Linked DNA regions of Homo sapiens: regions 2, 3, 4 and 5 are each linked to region 1. The links are chromatin contacts, found by Hi-C or POLR2A ChIA-PET in ENCODE. All regions are on one chromosome and are shown on one strand. The core of a region is the stretch at or near the end of the contact, and the rest is flanking DNA. Distances in the headings are between cores, read along the strand shown. Region 1 holds the start of SCAMP1-AS1 (SCAMP1 antisense RNA 1). Region 2 holds the start of AGGF1 (angiogenic factor with G-patch and FHA domains 1). Region 3 holds the start of TENT2 (terminal nucleotidyltransferase 2). Region 4 holds the start of HOMER1 (homer scaffold protein 1). Region 5 holds the start of IQGAP2 (IQ motif containing GTPase activating protein 2).

Region 1 (3,986 bases), core at 471-2,970:
TTAATTCTTAAATAATCCTTTACAGACTCAGAGAGGTGAAGAGAGTAGCACAGGTAGTATCAGAATTGGGATTCAAACCTGACACATACACTGAGCACTAAGTTAAAACCGGGCACTGGGCAGCTGCTGAGGATGCGATGGTGAGTACAACAGACTGCTTGCTCTTTTTGATATCTAGAATCGTACAGCTCTGCTGTGCTCATCCTTGTCTGTTGTCATTTACTAGTTGACATCTTCGTTGACTACCTAGAAGCAGCTGCTTCGACATCTATCCCAACCTGAATCCCGTCAAAGGGAGATTACAACAAATGTGCTTTTTGTCTATCATCTCTAGCTAGTGTTTCACAGTGGGGGGAGTATCATTTCCTGGGTGACTTTGCATAGAGCAAGCTCCCCAAAGGCCAAGGAATACTCAATCTAGATTCTTCCAATCCTCCGGTACCCACCAAGTCAAAAGAATTCTGGCTCCCTGTAGCTTCATCTAAGTGCTTTTCTGTTAGAGGAGAAAAGTGAGGAAAGCGATGCTCTTTCAATAAGTTCGGCAGGGTGGGGCAAGGAATGGTACAAATTGATTTTTTTTTTTTCTTGAGACAGAGTCTCGCTCTGTCTCCCAGGCTGGAGTGCAGTGGCCCGGTCTCGGCTCACTGCGACCTCCACCTCCCGGATTCAAGCGATTCTCCTGCCTTAGCCTCCAGAGTAGCTGGGACTACAGGCGTACGCCACCACTCCCGGCTAATTTCTGTATTTTTAGTAGAGACGGGGGTTTCACCATATTGGCCAGGCTGGTTTCGAACTCATGACCTTGTGATTCGCCCGCCTCGGCCTCCCAAAGTGTTGGGATTACAGGCGTAAGCCACCGCGCCCGGCCGGTACAAATTAATTTAACACATCTTTTGATAATCTCATCCTTGGTGTTGGAAAAGACGGGAAAATCCAAAAGTGTCTATTTTGTGCCCAAATGCTCAAGTTAATACTCGAGGGCCTTGATCTCTGGCCTCTTGCCATCCCTCTCCCCATTATTTCTGAAGAAGTAGCCATTTTGCAGATTCCGGAGGATGGGAGCCACGGCCGGCCCCTGGTACTGAATCTCATCTCCTTCTCAAGGCTCCTTGGATCAAGTTGGGACCGGCAGCGCCAAGGCTGCTCTCCGTGATTTAGCAGCAACCTAGAGTCAGAGAGACCGGAAGATGGGAGGCCGGGATTCTCAGGTGGGGTCAGGGGTATGCAAAAATCCTTAGCAGCGGCCGCGCCCCCGCCCCGGGGAGGTAATTTGCGGAGGGCGGTGCAGTAGCCTCTCCAGTGCCCGCGTCCCACGGTCTAACGGCACTGCTCCCGGGGTGCGCGGCCCACGACTCAGGCTGCCTCCCCCAACCTGACAAGTGTGCGTCCTTACCACAAAATGCCACCACTTCCCTAAGTGACGCTGGGCCCCGAGGACCTGATTTGAAATCGGTGTTCAGAAGACCGAGCCCGGCTGGACGCAGCTGGCCTCCGGCTGAGAGCGGAGGGGAAGGGTTCCATACTCTCCGAGGATCCCGCGGGCTCGTGGCGTGTGGAACGCTTTTCATCGCTTTCAGTTCCCGTTTCCTTCGCCCCGACTGCCTACTCGGTCGCAGCTAAAGCCCGGAGCGTGGGATCCGGGCCCGGAGGAACGGGATGGCGAACGCGAGCTGCGCCGCGGCCAGGAGCCCGCCGCACCGGGCATGCTCAGTGGCGCGGCCGGCTGGGTGGCCCGCGAGCTGCACCCGGATCTGCTCGGCGGCGGCGACGTGAGCGCGCAGGGGGGCGGCGGCCTCGCCTCGTCTCTCTCTCTGCGCCTGGGTCGGGTGGGTGACGCCGAGAGCCAGAGAGATGTCGGATTTCGACAGTAACCCGTTTGCCGACCCGGATCTCAACAATCCCTTCAAGGTGAGCTTCGGCCCCAGCATCTCCTGCCGCCGCGACGCGTCGTTGTTTGTGAAAACGGACGAGTTCCTTCGCGCCCACTGCGTCTGCCCCTCGGCTCCCCTTAGCAGCCCAGAGAGGGGCGCGGGGCCGCCGTCCTCCATTTGGGGTCGCGCCCCGGCCCCGTGTCACTCCTTTGGGTTTTGGGGCTTGGGGGTGGAACCTCCTCAGCTCGTGCCCGGTCGCCCTTCCACACGTCCCCGACTGGTGAGGGTCGTGTCTGCAGCCGGGACTGGGCCCGCGCGCCCGGAGGGGTCCTGGCCCGCCTCTCAGGAGAGAAAGCCGAGGGCAGGTAGAGTCGCCCCTTGCCAAGCAAGTGTGGCTGGCAGGGCCGGGAGTCGGCGGAGGGGGGCCCGCCCTGGGGTGGGGTTGTCATGGGGACCCGAGGTGGCGGCGGCGGAGAGCTGCGTGGGGTGATGGCAGAGGTGTGGAGGAGGAGAGAGGTGAGGGCACCGAGTATGCTGCAATTAAAAAAAAAAAGGTTATGTTTTTATTTTTTAAACTTGTGTTGCACCCAAATACCACCAGTGGCGCTGCCATCCCCCCTCTTTCTGTTAGGTTGAGGTTGAGGTTATTGATACCAAAGCAAAACTTAAAAATAAACATATCTGGAAAACAATAGTGCACGTGGACGACCTCTTCCCTACCCAGCTGCTTCTAGCAAGGTAAACGATGGGATATTTTCCAAGCTCCTAGTGCGTCACCGGTTCTCTGGGCTATGTGAGGATACCATTTCCTACTTGAGCTGCTTTTCTTCTTGGAGTCGACCTTATCAACCCCGGCTTCGGAAGGGCTTGGCACAGAATCCTGCAAAGGAAGGCGGCTGAGATATTCATCGTCTGCGTTTAAATGAATGCAACATCTAAATAACTCTCTCTTTGAAAGTATTCTGAATTTCCTAATGAGTGTAACTGTTAGCACGTGTAATTTGTTTCCAACTGTTGGTTGAAGTTGTTTCTCAATCCCCCCGGCCATGTGCAGTAGTAACTTTAATTTGCAGTCACACAGAATAAAACAGGAACTCTAATTTGTGGTCACACAAGTGTCACTTCTGGCTTGTTGAGTTTACATCTTTTTACTCCTGGTTTTATCTTTCATTAAGAATCCTGGAAGAGGAAAACTATTTCTGCTCTGATTATTAAATGCCTGATAATTCCAAGGAGGATTATTTTAATGAAATGACCCTGATTATTATTGACAACTCGACTCACTTTGTAGCAGTGTAGAATTAGACTCAGTCACTGTTTCATTGTCCCTAATGTCACTTAAAATTCAGTACAACTGGCCTGTACCTTTCAGTGACATGGTTGCATTTTAAGACTTTTTTTTTTTTCCTGGCAGTTTTGTTTCAATTAGTATTGGACTTGCTTCCATGTTGTGGAAAATCAGGTAGTTCTTAAATGGTAGACTTTCTAAAGAGACCGTTCATAAATTGTTAAATGGGTGTTATTTTAAAATATTTTGAAGATAAAACATCAAGAACCTTTTAGCCTTTCCTAATTCAGATAATTCACTGACGCTGTTTATTCAGCATCTGACGATTTGGCAGTGTATTTTCTACTTGGTCATTCCATTTCATGGTTCATTTCATATTAACTGGCTCTCTTGTTAGGGCAAAACATTGTCTTCATCTTAGCCCAGACTGTCCTTTTGTGACATCTGATATTGCCATGACACTTTTCCTCTTCTGACATTCATAAAGTTGCTGTAGTAATTCTAAACCCAGGAGTTGTTTTAAATATTCATTGTGGCATAACGTTATAAATCTTTTTTGTTCTTTTATAAGTGGATGTATCCAGGACAATGATTATTCAAGTTTGTAAAATGCATCAGGGACAGATCATTTAGGTCTAAAGTAGACTTGGTTGTACACATATTTCTGCTTATGATCTTTCTCTGTTTTTGGTGACTGTTATAGCACTGTCAGTGTATCTGACCCTTTATTTTTCCATTTATGTTCACCTGCCCCTCCTCCTCACAAAGTATAGTTTTATATCTATATTTTGTCTTTTTACTTCTGCTTATATTTATGTAAAAGTGAT
Region 2 (3,978 bases), core at 151-2,650, 1.3 Mb before region 1:
TTTTCTCCCCTTTTCCACAGAATATTGTCTCTCTCTTATTTTCCCACCAGGGATGCTCCTTTTTGCGACTCAGACCTAATGTACTTGCTCTATTTTCCCGGGGGGTCTAAACTCAGGAACCAGAAGAATGACTAAATGAGAAATAAAAGTAAAATTCTGAGCCCCTGAACTGACTGAATAGACCCATTGTTCACTACATAGAAAGCCAGTCATTGAGACAAGGAGTATTGCCAGGGAAGAAGGTTCTATTTGGGTGCTGCAGCCAAGGAGAATAGGAAATCAGTCTCAAATCCATCTCCTCAACCAACTAAAATTAGAGGTTTATATGGCAAGGGAGAAATGTGACTACATGTGAGAAAACAGGAATTAGTGAGCGGTAAGGATGAGGACTTGTTCAACAGGCAGCAGGTGGCTGGTTAGGCAATCATGATGGGTGAGGGGTATGGTGCCTCATTGTCCAGATGCAGTGATCTGGTAAGTTTCAATTCCTTGATACTATCTGGGAGGCCTCATGGTTGGTTTCCCAAGAAAGGAACTCAGATAAGAAAGATGTAACTTTCTGAAGTTTTAAGACTGGGAGGGTAAATTTCCAGGTTTATTCAAAAGAAACCATAAACATCAGTTCTATAGGACAGTTGGGCTGATTTCACACCAACCAGCATTCCTTCCTGATAAGAGACCACCAACCACAGAGAAGTTCTGGCCAATCTACCAGGGACTCACAGCGAGGGTTTTCATGTCCTCTGCTTTGCCATTTGACATCAGAGGGCTGAAAACTTCACACTGGGATCATGCTAACACCACCATTTTTTGAATATGGGTCCCATAGAGAGGCAGGAAGCTTAATTGTGCATGTGCATATTTCTCCTTTCATAAATATTCATGAATCCTCCTACAGCTCATTGAATATATTTGGCCACCCTGCTCAGCATAAATTTCTGTTCCCTTTGTCCTTCCTTCCAAGTGTCTGTTCTCAGCTTCTGACCAGAGGCTATGCTTCCAAGCCTGTCAGAAAGGCCACCCTGCAGGCTGTAACCCTTCATGAGAAATAAAGCCCTTTTCTAAATTTATTAACCTCCTCATTCTTCAGTTGACATAAGTAGAGCATCATAGTCCCCACAAATCATTTCTGGGATACTCTGTTCTTATTTGTAAAACAAGGAGATAGGAAATGCATGCTATACTAAAAGTTTGTTCAAAGAACATCCGCACGTGCAAATGTCTGAGACCAGAGGCTGCAAGCCTCCCTGTCGCTCTTAGGGCTTCGGTAGCCACATTGCCACAGCTCTCCACGCCCTCAGGTAACGCCCCTCCGCAGGCCGAGACGTCGGCACGTACACTGTCAGGTCTTCCCGCTTTCCGTCGCTTCCTGTTCCGTCTTGGTCCCGCCTGCCGCTGGCGCCGTTGTTTCCGGCTCAACTGGGGAGCTGCTGGAGCTCTTCTGGCCTCTGGTTTTCCGACTGCTTATCCGACGCTCCTCCCTCTGTCTCTGTAGCTGGAGAAGGTAGTTTCCAGGAAAGTTTTCCGGTTTGCAGGCCGCGCACATCGGGCAGGGGCCATCCTCGGTCCCCTTGCTCGTTGCTCGCAGCCCCGTTCGGCTACAAGTGAGTTTCAGGGCGTCATGGCCAGGGGCCACCGCGGCCAGCCGGGTGTGAGGCTGCCTTTCGCTGCCCGCGCGCTCCAGTGGTCTCTGGGTCCGCCGGCGTCCGTTTCGGCCTGAACGCAGCCCCTCCGCGGCGACGAGCAGTCTCGCGCCGGAGCTCATGGCCTCGGAGGCGCCGTCCCCGCCGCGGTCGCCGCCGCCGCCCACCTCCCCCGAGCCTGAGCTGGCCCAGCTAAGGCGGAAGGTGGAGAAGTTGGAACGTGAACTGCGGAGCTGCAAGCGGCAGGTGCGGGAGATCGAGAAGCTGCTGCATCACACAGAACGGCTGTACCAGAACGCAGAAAGCAACAACCAGGAGCTCCGCACGCAGGTGCGCGGTCCTCCTCAGCCCCGCGCCCCATCCAGCCCAGGCGAGGCCTTCGAAGCCCGTGATAGCCTCGGAAGGGGTCCCTGGCAGGGGCTCAGAACTACTGTAGAGTACTTAAAGTAAATAAGTAGAAGCTCAGCGCAGTTACAATTCCAAGTACCTTAGGAGCAAACCTGAGTTCAGGTTACTTGATTTAAATCAATGTCTCGCGGCTGGCGTGAATTGAACTTAAGTACTGTGGCTACATTGTCTTCATTCTCACTTGACCTAACATCCCATTGGCAGTAGGCGCATTTACTGTAGATCACATTTGAGTTTATTAAAATGCTGGACTTGAGTCAGAATCCCATCTCTGCTATTCACTGGGTGTGTGAACTTATATACCGAGTCTCAGTTCCCCATTAAATGAGAATGATAGCTCACAGTAGTAAAGGTGAAGTAAAACAAACAATTTTACAAACTTTTGAATGCTATACCTGTTTAAGGTTGCTCTTCTGGGCGTTTATCATCTTCGGCTTTCTTGTGTAAGTAGGGACGATATATAACTGCTTTTGTTGGAGACGTTAAGCAGCTTATTTCGTTTCCAAGATGGTAGGGGCAAATGTTAATACTTAAACTGTCACATTAAAAACAACCTTGGCTGGACGCGGTAGCTCACGCCTGTAATCCCAGCACTTTGGGAGGCCGAGGCGGGCAGATCACCAGGTCAGGAGTTCGAGAGCAGTCTGGCCAGCATGGTGAAATACAAAATTTAGCCGGGCGTCTCTACTAAATACAAAAATTAGCCGGGCGTGGCGGCGGGCACCTGGAATCGCAGCTAGTCGGGAGGCTGAGGCAGGAGAATTGCTTGAACCTAGGTGGTGGAGGTTGCAGTGAGCCGAGATCGTGCCACTGCACTCCAGCCAGGGCGACAGAGTGCAACTCTGTCTCAAAATAAAAACCAAAAAACCAAGAGCATAGTATTTTTTTCTACCTTGTTGGCAGGCCCTCTCTGCCAACAGATTATTTCCACATAGTAACTAGTTTCAATTTGACCGTTGTCTAGTCCTTCATAATTTATTGGTGGTTTCCTAAAACCAGTATATAGGCTGAACACTGAAACGTCATCAGACTTCTTTGTTTTGTTACCAAATGGACTATGAAAATAACTGTTGAGTTGCAATGACTTTGTATGACCATTACATGGAGTTCCTGACATGACATTATTGGAAAGTTTTTGTTTAGTCAATTTAAACACCTACGGTGTGTAATAACTATGCTAGGAAAATACAAATATGGTAAAAAAAAAAAAAAAAAAAAAACAGGGAGAGGTGGCTGGGCGCGGTGGCTCACGCCTGTAATCCTAGCACTTTGGGAGGCCGAGGCGGGCGAATCACGAGGTCAGAAGATCGAGACCATCCTGGCTAACACAGTAAAACCCTGTCTCTAGTAAAAATACAAAAAAAATTAGCCGAGCGTGGTGGCGGGCGCCTGTAGTCCCAGCTACAGGCTGAGGCAGGAGAATGGCGTGAACCCGGGAGGCGGAGCTTGCAGTGAGCCGAGATTGCGCCACTGCACTCCAGCCTGGGCGACAAAGCAAGACTCCGTCTCAAAAAAAAAAAAAAAAAAAAAAATGGGGAGACGGGAGCAAAATATAACAGCCTTTTTTACATGACAGCCTTTTGAAAAGCTCCTTTATAATTCTAAATTGTTGAAGTACTGCTTGCGTTAGAGATTCTAAAAGAAAACGTTTTTTGCTAATCTTCAGAGAGCCAGCATTTTGGTGTTACTGTTAATTTGATAAATCAGACTAAATGATGGGACTTTGTGAACAGATCCTTTATTTCTTACAGAAAAGAATGTTTTTATGCTAATATTTTGAGAGGTCAGCAATTCTCCCTAAAGAATTAGAAAATTTAAGAGCTATCAATTCCCATTCATGTTATCTAATATCATTCAATGTTCACGTGGATTTAGTTATTAAATGTTAATGCCTCTTATAAGCTTTAATACACTTTAAAAAAATAGT
Region 3 (4,123 bases), core at 1,577-4,076, 1.3 Mb after region 1:
TGTAGATTTTGTGCCAGAGTTTTCAATAAATAAAACAAATAAAACCAGTTTTACTTCCTTCTTTGCTAATTTGAATGCCTTTTTTTTTTCCTTGCCTTATTGCACAGGCTAGAATCCCCAGTACAATATTGAACATAAGTTGTCAGAGCAGAAATCCTTGCCTTGTTCCTGATCTTAAGTTGAAAGCACTGTTCTTCACCATTAAGTGTGATGCTTTTTATAGACACTCTCTATCAAGTTGAGGAAGTTTCCTTGTAATCTTAGGAATGGATACTGGATTTTGTCCAATGCATTTGCTGCATGTATTGAGATTATCAAATGGTTTTTCTTTTTTAGTTTGTTAATATGGTAAATTACATTGCTTGATTTACCAATGCTAATTCAACCTTGCATTCCTAGGATAAGCCCCTGTTTGGTTATAATGTATTATCTTTTTTATATATTTTTATGTATTTATATATTTATATATCTTTTTTATATAATCTACTTTTTACTGCCTTGTCTCATGTAAACCTGTGTAATTTCCCATTGGGTCCACCTTAGGAAACAGTCTTTAAAGTTTTCTCCGTAAAGCAAGTACCAGTATACTCTTTTATGGTCAATACAATGCTAATTCAACCTTGCATTCCTAGGATAAGCACCTGTTTGGATATAATGTATTATCTTTTTTATATACTGTGAAATAAAAGTGACTAGAATTGTGCATATTATGTTTATGAGAGATATTGGTCCATAGTTTGCTTGTTTAATATCTAGAGTTTGGGTATTAGTGTAATGCTGGCCCCACAGAATGAGCTGGGAAGTATTCCCTCCTCTTCAATTTTTGGAGGACTTTATCTAGAATTGGAATTATGTTTTCCTTATATATACCATGTTAACACCCTACAAAAGAAAGCCTAAGTAGCTGTAATACTATCAGACAAAATATACTTCAGAGCAAAGAACATTATCAGCAAAGAGGAGGGTCATTTGTAAAGTGGATAATTTCATAATAATGAAACTTTCATAAAGGATAAATTCATACAAATAAGAGAATAACTATGTTTATGCAACTAATAGCTGAGCTGCAAAGTACATGAAGCAGAAATTGATAGAACTACAATTGAAAAAAACCAGTAATAGTCAGAAATTTCAATACTCTCAATAATTAGTAGAATAAGTAGACAGTAAATCAGAAAGGATATAGATTTGAACACTAATATCAACCAACTTGACATGATTGACATTTATAGAACACTCCATGCAACAACTGCAAAAAACACATTCATTTCAAATGCACAGTGAGTATTTACCAAGACAGACTATATACTCTGGGCCACAGAACAAGTGTCAATAAGTTTAAAATTATTAATAGTGTACGAAGTACCTTCTCTGATCACAATGGGATTAAATCAGAAATCAGTAACAGGCAGCTACCTGGAAAACTCCTCCACATTTGCAGACCAACACTTACAAAAAACCCATGGTCAAAAAAAGAAAGCAATAGGGAAATTACAAAGTATTTTGAAATGAAGGAAAATGAAAATACAATATATCAAAATATGTGGAATGTAGCTAAAACAGTATAGAGGGACACTTATCACACCAAATGCCTGTACAAACAAGAGACATCTAAAATTAATGGTCATCAGTTTCTGAGTTAAGAAACTAGAGAAACAAAACAAGAAATTTAAAAATTAAAAAATAGCAGAGTAAAGGAAACAATAAACATAAGAGCAGAAATCAATAAAATAGAAAACAGAAAACCAGTAGAGAAAATCCAAGAAAGCAAAAACGGGCTTTGAGATTTGAGATCCGTAAACCGAGAAGCCCCTCACCAGATCGATCAGAAAAAAAGATGACACACAAATTACCAATTTCAGAACCTGAGGGGTCAGATTTTATAGACATTAAGTGGACAATAAAGGAATACAGCTAACAGATTTGCATTATTAAACAATTTAGACATTTCTACAAATTATTAAAGCTCACTCAAGAGGCGATATCAATAAATATTTGTTGAATTAGTGAATACCAGCTATTACTATGGGCAAGGCGCTAAGTCCAGGCTTTAGAGAGAAAGAAAGCATTTTTTTTTTTTTTTTTTTTTGAGACAAAGTCTTGCTCTGTCGCCCAGGCTGGAGTGCTGTGGCACGATCTCGGCTCACTGCAACCTCCGCCTCCCGGGTTCAAGCGATTCGCCAGCCTCAGCCTCTTGAGTAGCGGGGTTACAGGCGCACGCCACCAAGCTCGGCTAATTTTTGTATTTTTAGTAAAGATGGGGTTTCACCATGTTGGCCAGGCTGGTCTCGAACTCCTGACCTCGTGATCCGCCCGCCTCAGCCTCCCAAAGTGCTAGGATTACAGGGGTGAGCCACCGCGTCCGGCCAAAGAAAGCATTTTCCTTCCAAAGAAGCTCTCAGGTTACTGGAGGGGCAAAAGAACAGATAAAGTTTAATGTTGCTCCGGGGGAGAAGATTAGGGGAACACTGGTTAAAGAAAGGCTTCTCTGGGGACAAGTCACTCGGCCAACACACGAAGGACCCACAGAAAACGTCTGTTACAGCTAGAACGGCTGCACGTGAGTTCAGGCAAGGGGCCCAGAAGTGGCCCTCCGGCGACTGCCTGCTCCACCCCTCTTAGTGCAGTCCTAACCCTTTCCCAACTTGTGCTGGCAGCAGTTAAGAAACTCCTTTCAAATCCGGCTGTCTTGCGCCTGCGCATTCAAGCAAAGCGCTCATAGGCGGGGTGGGGGGGGTGGGGGGGGTTGGGGGGTGGGGGGGGTTGGGGGGTGGGAGGGAGGCGGCCACCGGAAGTGTGACCTTTCGCTCCCCGCTGCCTATTCTCATCCGGGGTCACGTCGGTCTTCCGGGTGTCTTTGACAGGGTTTTCTACGCCGCTTTTTCGGCGACTTTTTGCTCTTCCGCTTTTTGCCACCGCCCCCAACCTTCTATATCCTTGCAGCCCCTACCTTTTCTTGTGTTGCTCCTCCCCTGGCAGCCGTGAGGGGGGTTAGATCTCAGCCGGAGCCGGAGCTGGGCCTAGCTGTCCCACGGGCCACCACTACCTCCTTTGGTTCGGGAGAAAGCTACGACCAAGTACGCCCAGCTCGGGCCTTAGAACTTCTGAACGGGCAGTGCGGGTAGGCCCTGCTTAGCCCTTCCCGGAGGACACCTGTGAGTTTAGGGGGTTTCGGAGAGGAACGCAGCAGTGTAGGCCCAGGTCGGCGGCGGGGCACGGGAAACTTTTCCGAAACGGTAGCGTTTTGTTTTGCGTGGGAGGTTCCAGCAGTATCTCTTGGTTATTCCAAATTTATGGGCGGCATCTGGGCTGCTGTACATTTTGAAGAATCTTAGGACCGCTTACTTTGCTTACTCGTTTTCTATTCCTCGCGTACTGCCTCGTCCACCACTCCAGGACCAAAAGAGGAAGATAGTCTTGGGACCCTTGCATGGTGTTTCAAAGGGTGGTGAAGAACTAAGGTACGTAGCTGGATTAATTAAAAAATTTAAAAGGCATTTATCTTTTAAGCCTTAATTAAATGGCATGAAATTGCTTCAGCTTTTCACTTTATAGGAAAATGCACAGGTTAAGACTGTTGTGTGCGTTTCTTTTCTTGTTCAGCCTTTGTAGAAAAGCTCTTCGTCTCTCAAGGTGAGAACACGAAAGGCTTATATGTCTCAAAACTTATGGATTCTCTAAATTACTTGTCTTATCTCTTTCAACTCTTTGTTTAAAGTAGCAGATATTTTTCATTAGGGTGAACAGAGAAGAAACAAAGGGAAACTGTAAAACACAAGCTAAATAACACATGTGCAGTGTATGATTTTGTGAAGAAAGAGATTGTAACTGATTACTAAATCTGTGTTTTTATATTACAGGTAACATAGTAACTTTTGTAAATATCTTCATATTGTATGGTTCAGTACCACCAGGCTTCTAACACGTACTGATTAACAGCCATAAGGCTATTAATTTATACTGATTAATAGCCAGTAATAGTGACGTTACTTTGTTGGTGTGAATAGCCCTAATTATGTCTGTTCTGGAAATGTCCTGTAACAGGTTCCATGTGAAATAGGCCGTTTATGAGTTGTTTAAGAAATGCCCATTTGGAGCCATGTGACTAGATTATTTTTTTGAA
Region 4 (4,279 bases), core at 558-3,057, 1.2 Mb after region 1:
TCTGGATCACTTTCAAGGACTGTTGTCTAACCACTCATTAAAATCGTTCCTTTGTGCAACTGATTATCTAAAAGTACTGAGAGAATGCAGTACTTCTCTTTGAAAGATAACCGTCAGCAAAAGCTAAAATAATGTGATTTTGATTACAAACTGATGCAGCAGTCTGACCAGTAAAGTGTAGAATGCGTTGTCTTTGTAAACATTACTCACAAATCCATATTCAAGTTACAAACGATATATGTGTTTTTAAATTATGACCTCTGGTACCGCTCTACAAAAATGCAAAAATAACCTAAAAGGTTAGCATGCCTATTTCTTTAAAGTATGACCAGCTTAGCAAGGTGGCAAGTTTGTTTGAAAACACAAAACACAATCACCACCACCGCTCAATAATACACATACATAAACAGATTCGAAGCTGTGTTAAGCACAAAAATCCTTACCCCATTTTGCCCAATGAAAACTTGCTCTGAAGTTTCAGCTCTTATGCTACGGAATAACTTCCAAAGGAATTTCTCCGTCTGCTATTTCGCAGTTGCTTTTCCACCCCCACCCCCAGATCCTTGTCCGGAGGTATTTCAAGGATGCTGCCAATTCAATTAGTTCTCTTAGGTAAAATGATTTCTCTCTTGTAAATACCAAAACGTTCAAACAGAGGCGGCATTTGCTTATTCGAGTTAAAATGCTTTGCGGAGGAGACAGCGATCAACTCTATTCCACAAAATGAGTCTACAAGTAGGGAAATGCAGAATCCGGCTTCACCGAGTCCTATAAAAAATGAGTTCGCTGGTCATTTCACTCATGTCCTCCTCGACACTCAGGGAGAGCCAGGTAACTCGGCCTTTTCGGAGCTAAGGCTGCGGGTTCAAATTTCTCCACCACACCAGGTCTCCGGGGGTGGAGCGAGCAACCAAACGCGACGTGCACGTGAATAAAAATCCCAAAAGCAGTAATGCCACGGCTTCCCTGCGCTCACATTAGGAAAAAAACTACACAGGAAAATCTCCTCGAAGTGCAAACCCGGCAGCTCGCAACCTGCACGGCACTCCACATTGGAATCTGTCTTTTTAAATGTTTCTCCTCCTAAGACTCGGAGCAGAGAAGAGGTGGGGAGGACGAAGAGAAGGCTAGGCAGGATCGATTCATTCTCCCGAAGAGAATAAACGGAGCCATTTCCAGGCTGGCAGCAGGCTGGGGGCGCAGCGCACGCCGGAGAGCTGGAGGAGGGGACCCGATCCCACCTCCCTCAGCCCCTTCCCGCCCCCCGCCGCCGAGCACAATGGAGCCCGGCTGGTGCCCGGCCCTTCATTCGCGGCTGCCCCCTCTTCCCTCCTCTCTTCAGAGCACAGCGGGTCTGAGGCTCCCGTCGGCGGAGAATGAATGAATCACAGAGCCAAGCCCCACGCTTCCACTGGCACCCTGCCCCCAGCTCCAGGGCGGGCGAAAGGGGCCGAAGGGTCGACGGGCGCCTGCCCGAGCCAAGGCGGGAGGCTAAGCCCGCGTTGGGGCCAGGAGAGCTGGGCTCGAAGCCGAAGCGCAGCCGCCGCTCCAGCGCCCCCACCCCTACTCCTCGTCTCTCACGCTCCGCGCCGCCGCCACGCGCCGCCTCACATTCCCCGGGCCCCGCCGCCGCCTCTTCACACTTCCATCAGCGCCCGCCTCCGGCTACCGCCGGGCAGAGCAGCGCCAGCCCCGGCGGCCTGAAGCCTGCCGCTGCCTCCGCCTCCGCCGGCCGGCCGGCTGGCAGAGAAGAGGGTGCTGCTTTCCCGGTCAGCGCCGCCGGCGTGAAGCTAGCGCGGCGGCAGAGTGGGCTGCGGGGGGCGGGAAGGGGGCGGAGAGAACGGGGAGCGAGGGCGGTCCCTCCCTCTGCTCGCGGGAAGGGACGGGAGGCGGTGGCCGCCGCGGAGCCGCGGCCGGGGGCTGGGGCGCGGACTGGTCCCGGGAGCCCGACGGGCCTTGCGAGCAGCGGGCCGCGGGAGAAAGCAGCAGCCGCAAGGCGGCGGAGAGGCTGATGGTGGGGGGCCGAGCGGCCCTCGTGGGGAGCTGGGCCGGCGGCAGGCCCTCAGTCCGTTCGTCCTTCTTTTCCCCCCTCCCCTAGAGGCTGGCGGCTGGCTGGCCGTGCGCTCTGCTCCTCCTCTGGCTCTTGGCCCCGCTCCCGACCGCCACAGCCTCCTCCGCGCCCCACACCAGGTGCTCGCGCTGTGTCTCCATCCTCCCCGCAGGAGGACCTTTAAATAGCAACGTCAGCGCGCTTCTCTCCGCACACACGTCACCCGCAGCTCACGTCACCGAGGTGCGGGGGATGATGTCACGCGGCCGGAAGTACTGCTAAATTAGGGAAGGAGCAGGGGGAGGAGGACTCGGCGAGCTCCTGTGTGCCCACCTGCTCTCACTTCTCCTTAAAGGCCAAAGCACAGGAGACAGCCCGAGAGGAGCTCGAACAAGGAAGCGGCGGGAGGAGGAGATTTCCTTGCAACAAATGTGCCAAACCTGAGTGAATCATTCGTAGCAAAAGTGCAGTGTCAAGCGGGTAATAGCCTATCTCCCACTCCCACCGCTATTGCAGCAGCACCCCCGGGCTTCTCTTGTCCTGACTAGCAGGGAAATGTGGGAGGGAGAGCCTGATCACACTGCTGGTAGATGTGCTTCCAACAGGACTTCGGAAAAATCACCTAAATTTTCAATTATAGAGTGCCATTCTGGACATAGTCGACTTTTAAACTTTTTGTTAGTGGTTACCTGAAACACGAAAGAATAAAGAGCAGAGCAATAAGCAAACGAAATAATGTTATAAAGGATAGTAATTTTATTTGCAAAATAGCAGTTTTGACATAGGAAAATGAGTCAATCTTAGTTCACGTATAGCAAATGCCAGTGTGTCCTCTCAGTTTCTCTTCATCAAGAATATGAGTTCCATGACACTTGGCTCCAGCCAGTAAAACAAGAAAGAGAAAAAGTATATGGGTTTCAGTCTGTGGAATTTAAATTAAAATTTAAAAATTAAAAATAAGAAAGAGCACCAAATCCTTTTTCATTAACACAAGCATATTTTCGTCTTCTTTAGTTTTGACCACATAATATGTAATTACAATATCTCTTAAGTGTGTTTTGCATTTTCTGTATGGCAAGGGTGAGTAGCTGTCTATAGGTTTACTAGCTATGTGTGTCTATAAACACCATATTATGAGTGCTTTTTACATTGTAAATTACTACAGAGTTTTTAAATTATTTTAAAGTAATTAGGTTAAAACAATTTTTTAATTAGGTAAATCATATAGTGAACTTTGATTTTATTTTACTTAACTTGATAAGCATGGCCAAGAAATAGAATTGCTGCGTATTGCCAAAGGCCAATACTGTTTCAAGTTAGTCTACAAATTTAGTGACCCTGTTTTCCAGACCAAAATCTAGACACACCATTTGACGTTAGGAAAAAATATTTGAATCTGAAGTGACCTGGAAAATCCAAAACATAGGATTACCAACCTATGAAGTGATTATTAGGAAAGTTATAGATCAATATCAACGCAGTTTAAATAAAAGAAGCTAAAACTCGTTAGAATGTATACCACGTGTGACTTTTAGAAACTGTTTGTAATGTTAAACTACTCACATGGTTCCTAATTAAGGAACATTGGTTTTGCAGCTTTCTGTATTTACATTTTCTTGCTCAAGTTAGGAGTCCAAGATTAAAGAACACCACCAACAACAAAAAAGACCCATTTGTAACTGATTCAAACACTCTGGTCATCTTCACATTATAAAATTATGATCTTGCTTGAAGTTTGAAATATTAAGTCTTTTTTTTGAGACTGAGTCTCGCTCTGTTGCCCAGGCTGGAGTGCAGTGGCGCGATCTCGGCTCACTGCAACCTCTGCCTCCCAGGTTCAAGCAATTCACGTGCCTCGGCCTCCTAAGTAGTTGGGATTGTAGGCGCGCGCCGCCACGCCTGGCTAATGTTTGTATTTTTAATAGAGATGGGTTTTCGCCGTGTTGGCCAGGCTGGTCTCGAACTCCTGGCCTCAGGTGATCCACCCGCCTCGGCCTCCCAGTGTGCTGGGATTACAGGCATTACCCACAGCGCTCACCCTAGTTTTTTACGTTGTTTTGTTTTGTTTTGTTTTTTGAGGCGGAGTCTCGCTCTGCTGTCTAGGCTGGAGTGCAGTGGCACGATATTGGCTCACTGCACCCTCCACCTCCCAGGTTCAAGTGATTCTCCTGTTTCAGTCTCCTGAGTAGCTGGGACTACAGGCACTTGCCACCACGCCCGGCTAATTTT
Region 5 (3,956 bases), core at 376-2,875, 2.0 Mb before region 1:
AGGCATCTGCTTTTTAAGAAAGGAAAACTCCATTCATCCCATTCCAAACAGGTGAGAATCTAATGCCATCAGGGAAAAAAAAAAAATATTTTGCTATCCCGTCTGAATTGAGAGTTCCCTGTGTACAGTTTACGTCCCTGTGAGCATCTACCACTCACAGAGCCACCCTAAGCACGCTCTGCAGTGTCAGCATCACCTGGCAGTATGCTAGAAATTAGAAATGCAAATTCATGAGCACCAGCCCAGACCCATTGAGTCGGAAATTCTGAGGGTGGGGCCCAAGAATGTGAGTTTCAACAAGTTTGAGAAGGACTGCGTCTCCTATATGAAATGGAAAACAGCTGCTCATCCTCTGTATCCTTGCATAATAAAAAATGATTAGTGTCACTATGCCACCATTTCCTCAGCGAAATAATTTCCATCCCCCCACCGCCTCCGAGGGTCTTGCACTCTCACCCAGGCTGGAGTGCACTGGTGCAATCACAACCCACAGCAGCCTTGTCCTCTCGGGCTCAAGCAATCCTCCCACCTCAGCTTCCTGAGTAGCTTGGGACTGCAGGCGCAACCACCACGCCCGGCTAATACGGCTAATATTATTTTTTCATTTTTTGGAGAGACGGGGTCTCGCTATGTTGCCCAGGCTGGTCTGGAACTCTTGGGCTCAAGGGATCCTTGTGCCTCGGCTTCACAAAGTGCTGGGATTACAGGCGTGAGCCGCCGCGCCCGGCTCTAAATAATTTCTTATCGCCCTCCCTCAGTTTGTTTTTCCTGTTATCGGGTCACCCACACATTCCACAATTGTCAAATAGGTGAGGGCACAGGTACGGAAGCGTCCCGCATTCCCTCCAGATTTTATCACGCTGAGACACAAAGAGAAAAATAGCTCCTGGCGACCGCATGAAAACCCCGATTTCAAAACAGCCACATGCAGTTTAATTTCCTTAAAAGCTTAGCCGGAAAAGGTTTCTGTGGCTTGCGACCCCAGCTGGGCTTGAGAGAAGGCTCTGCACACTGGGGCGGGGGCGGGCACAAGGTGATCGGAGGGAGGGGGATGACTCGCAGTTGTGTTTTGAGTGGTTGCCTTGGGTTATCTTGTTCCTCCAGCACACACACACTCAGTTTCTTGTCATAAGGGGAACCCTGTTATTTTGTAGACAAAAAGTGACAGAAGCAACTTTCGAAGCAAAAAAAAAAAAAAAACAAAAAAAAACAAAACCAAAAAGACGAAGAAGAAGAACAAAAGTCAACGTGAAATCTCCCCAGAGGAAAAGGAACCGCGCTGTTTGTCCCTCAGTAACTGAGCAACACCCCGGACACGAAGGGCTCCCTGTGACTTCTGCGGTTTTTCTTGCACTTCTCCGCGTTGGTTCACTTCCACCCTCGAAACTCTCCAGAAGCGAGAAATAAGGCGGGGTGGCCGCCACCCCCAGGCCACCAGCTGTGCGGGGGCCCCAGCTGCAGGGGGTCCCGGCCCAGCGTCCCTCTCGGCCCCTTCCCTCTCCCCCGGGGGAGAAGGGGCGGGTCCACGCGGCCTGGGCGCTGCGCCCGACACGCGGTAGGGGTCGCTGCGTCTCGGCGCGCGCTCCCACCGCGGTGAATAACGGGGCCTGGCTGGAGGAGAAAGGAAACCTGCTGCGGGAGGCGGCGGCGACCGGCCAGGGAGCGAGGGAGGAGAGTTCACTTTTACTTCAGTGTCAGCGCGCGGCGGCCGTGGCTGGCTCTGGCGAGAGAGCACCGAGGGAGTGGGTCGCAGATCTTCGGGCGGCTAGGGGAAATCGGCGAGAGGCGGGATCCGAGCGCGCCGGCGGGGCGCAGAGCCCGCGAGCCTGGCCAGCGAGGGTAGCCGCGGGGGGCGCGCCCCGGGCGGGCCCCCGGAGACGCGCAGGATGCCACACGAAGAGCTGCCGTCGCTGCAGAGACCCCGCTATGGCTGTAAGTGCGCCGGGCGCGCGGGGTTCCTGCTGGCCTTGGGGAGCTCCCTCCCCGAGGACGGCGTTGGAGAAGCCGAGGGAGCCGGTTGCGCGGCGCAGAGGAAATTGGAAGGCAGCAACTGCGCGGCTGGCAAAGTTGGGAGCTGGAGTTGCAAAGGGCAGTGAATCGCGTCCCCCCGCTCCTCCCGCCCCCCAATTCCTAATATCCAGCTGGCAACCCAGACCCTCCACTCCGCATACCCAAACGGGGTGCGCGGGCAGTGCGGGGATTGCGCTCTGGGACAGACCAGGTTGGGATTTTAGGGGTATCAGGTGAGGAGTCCGCGGAGCTCCGGGTCGCCGCCGGCTTGGGCCAGGGGGTGGCGTAAGGCACCGGATTCTTCCAACCCAGAAGGGGAGGAAAGTTTGTTTGCTGTGGCTACAGGTGGGCACCGCAAGTAGGGCGCCGGCGCACTCTGCTAGTGCAAAGCCGGCTTGACTGGAAGGGCGGGAGTCTCCTCCTGTCCCGCGCCCTCGAACTTCACCTGACCCGCTAGAGCCATTGGCCTCACAGGTGTAAGTCCCTCCCCTCTGAAACCCCCCAACCCCTTTCCCCCCCGCTCCCCTCGCGCGGGAGGATTGCTGTGTGGAGAGGACGCGGCACTAGGCTCCGGGGAATCCGGCGGGAGCCCGCGTGACTTGAACGAGATGGTGTCGATTACCCAGCCAGGGGCTGCCCTCGGAAATAGGTTGCTTTGGCCGATCGTGAGTGGATGGAGCCAGATTAACACCAACCACGTGGCTTCATGTGCAGAGTTCAGAGTCCTAAACATGTGCCAGGAAGCATTTCCTTTAAAACAAACAGAAAGTTGGCCTGCTGTCTCTCCAAGGTGGCCCTGTCAGTGAACCCAAGGCCGAAGACCACAGGTTAATCTTTGCCCAGGCTGGCCTTGGTGGCAGAGGTACCAGGTTTGGGTTAAGGTGGTGATACCTTCAGCAGGGTGTTTTGTTTGTGTGTGTGTGTGGTTTTGGATGGTGCGTAAGGCCACTGACTTGCTTAACTGAAAAAGGGCTCCTCAACTTGTGTAGGTTCTTTCCCCTCCTCCCCGCTGGCGTGTCAAAGATGGGAGGTTATCTTTCCTGTGTTACCCTTGCAGTGAGGGGGAGGCCTGAGGACTACAGCCTCTGTACTCTAATGCATTCAGCAGTTGACTGAGACCCAGCTTTTTGCCTTTTGGTAAACCACACAGACAGCAGAGCCTCTTGGGTTCAAGAGGGAACGCTGTGCTCATTCAGTGTTTGCAGTGCCAACCTCAGGTGGGACCCAGCTTTTTGCCTTTTGGTAAACCACAGATACAGCAGAGCCCGTTGGGTTCAAGGAGGAATGCTGTGCTCATTCAGTGTTTGCAGTGCCAACCTCAGGTTGGTGGAAGTACTTTAATGTGACCAGCTCTCAGAATATATGGTGGCTTCACTGTGTCAAATGATAAGATAACCACAAACTTCTGCAAACTAGGTGAATCTACATGAACAAATGATTTCTTGCTATCACATGATTGATGTCGGCCCTCATGAGCAATAAATAGTGCAAAATTTCCGTGAATGTGGTACATGAATGCAGCATTTCTGTCAGTCCCTGCATGTGCATCTGTGATGCTGCTTGATTTTCACGGAATAAATCTGTGTTTTAAGTGCACTCCAGAAGAAGCTATCAAGGGAGTCCAGATCTGGCAAGCCTGAAGCCCACTCCACAGGGCCGCTTTCTTTGGAAATCTTCATCCAGCTTTCTTCACCAATGTGGTGTAAGGGGGTGGTGTGCCATCTTGTTGGAATCACTCCCGGTTACTTTCCCTCCACTCATCAAGTGCTGGCATTCAAGTTGGTCACTTAACACTGTCAAAATGGAAAATATTTGCCTATGTTTCCAGACTTTCTTGTCACCCTGAAATATTAAGGCTTTAATATGACAGTTATCTCATTAAAATGAACACTTTTATAATTTTGGTTTATGAATGGTGTATTTTCAGTGTATTCAGAACATGATAT

What was found. A loop is a pair of places that touch in the nucleus more often than their neighbours do. ChIA-PET counts read pairs that join two places held with the same protein, here RNA polymerase II (POLR2A). Pooled maps may share reads with other maps.
Region 2: a map of CD8-positive, alpha-beta T cell shows a loop between it and region 1 (6-fold over the local background). The contact joins the promoter of AGGF1 here to the promoter of SCAMP1-AS1 in region 1. A Hi-C loop is called at or near these places in 4 of 168 maps with a recorded cell type or tissue (CD4-positive, alpha-beta T cell, CD4-positive, alpha-beta memory T cell, CD8-positive, alpha-beta T cell and 1 more), 1 of 37 single-sample maps with no recorded cell type and 10 of 50 pooled maps. POLR2A ChIA-PET finds 5 or more read pairs at or near these places in 3 of 52 experiments (CD4-positive, alpha-beta T cell, CD4-positive, alpha-beta memory T cell and activated naive CD4-positive, alpha-beta T cell).
Region 3: a map of B cell shows a loop between it and region 1 (24-fold over the local background). The contact joins the promoter of TENT2 here to the promoter of SCAMP1-AS1 in region 1. A Hi-C loop is called at or near these places in 2 of 168 maps with a recorded cell type or tissue (B cell and naive thymus-derived CD4-positive, alpha-beta T cell) and 15 of 50 pooled maps. POLR2A ChIA-PET finds 5 or more read pairs at or near these places in 2 of 52 experiments (activated T-cell and naive thymus-derived CD4-positive, alpha-beta T cell).
Region 4: a map of B cell shows a loop between it and region 1 (19-fold over the local background). The contact joins the promoter of HOMER1 here to the promoter of SCAMP1-AS1 in region 1. A Hi-C loop is called at or near these places in 5 of 168 maps with a recorded cell type or tissue (B cell, CD4-positive, alpha-beta memory T cell, CD8-positive, alpha-beta T cell and 2 more), 3 of 37 single-sample maps with no recorded cell type and 9 of 50 pooled maps.
Region 5: a loop to region 1 is called in a pooled map, with 8 times the contacts of the local background. The contact joins the promoter of IQGAP2 here to the promoter of SCAMP1-AS1 in region 1. A Hi-C loop is called at or near these places in 6 of 50 pooled maps. POLR2A ChIA-PET finds 5 or more read pairs at or near these places in 2 of 52 experiments (activated CD4-positive, alpha-beta T cell and endothelial cell of umbilical vein).

The regions. Positions count from the first base shown.
Region 1 is chr5:78,358,821-78,362,806 of GRCh38, forward strand. It overlaps SCAMP1-AS1 (SCAMP1 antisense RNA 1), which reads right to left and starts at 1,721. Exons shown (of 2, transcript NR_105014.1): 1 at 1,394-1,721; 2 at 1-1,165. SCAMP1 (secretory carrier membrane protein 1) reads left to right here and starts at 1,797. Exons shown (of 9, transcript NM_004866.6): 1 at 1,797-1,908. The coding sequence starts at 1,852. RefSeq lists enhancers at 849-1,445, 1,247-1,336, 1,367-1,526, 1,446-2,042, 2,437-2,556 and silencers at 1,707-1,796, 2,227-2,346.
Region 2 is chr5:77,029,004-77,032,981 of GRCh38, forward strand. It overlaps AGGF1 (angiogenic factor with G-patch and FHA domains 1), which reads left to right and starts at 1,401. Exons shown (of 14, transcript NM_018046.5): 1 at 1,401-1,973. The coding sequence starts at 1,764. RefSeq lists enhancers at 1,059-1,638, 1,278-1,627, 1,639-2,218.
Region 3 is chr5:79,609,615-79,613,737 of GRCh38, forward strand. It overlaps TENT2 (terminal nucleotidyltransferase 2), which reads left to right and starts at 2,827. Exons shown (of 15, transcript NM_001114394.3): 1 at 2,827-3,461. It overlaps LOC124901014 (a long non-coding RNA gene), which reads right to left and starts at 2,723. Exons shown (of 2, transcript XR_007058840.1): 1 at 2,528-2,723; 2 at 1,857-2,406. RefSeq lists an enhancer at 2,432-3,631.
Region 4 is chr5:79,512,327-79,516,605 of GRCh38, forward strand. HOMER1 (homer scaffold protein 1) reads right to left here and starts at 1,808. Exons shown (of 9, transcript NM_004272.5): 1 at 444-1,808. The coding sequence starts at 448. RefSeq lists a silencer at 1,381-2,090 and enhancers at 2,085-2,632, 2,341-2,530.
Region 5 is chr5:76,401,660-76,405,615 of GRCh38, forward strand. It overlaps IQGAP2 (IQ motif containing GTPase activating protein 2), which reads left to right and starts at 1,626. Exons shown (of 36, transcript NM_006633.5): 1 at 1,626-1,932. The coding sequence starts at 1,887. RefSeq lists silencers at 1,308-1,657, 1,828-1,937 and an enhancer at 1,591-2,091.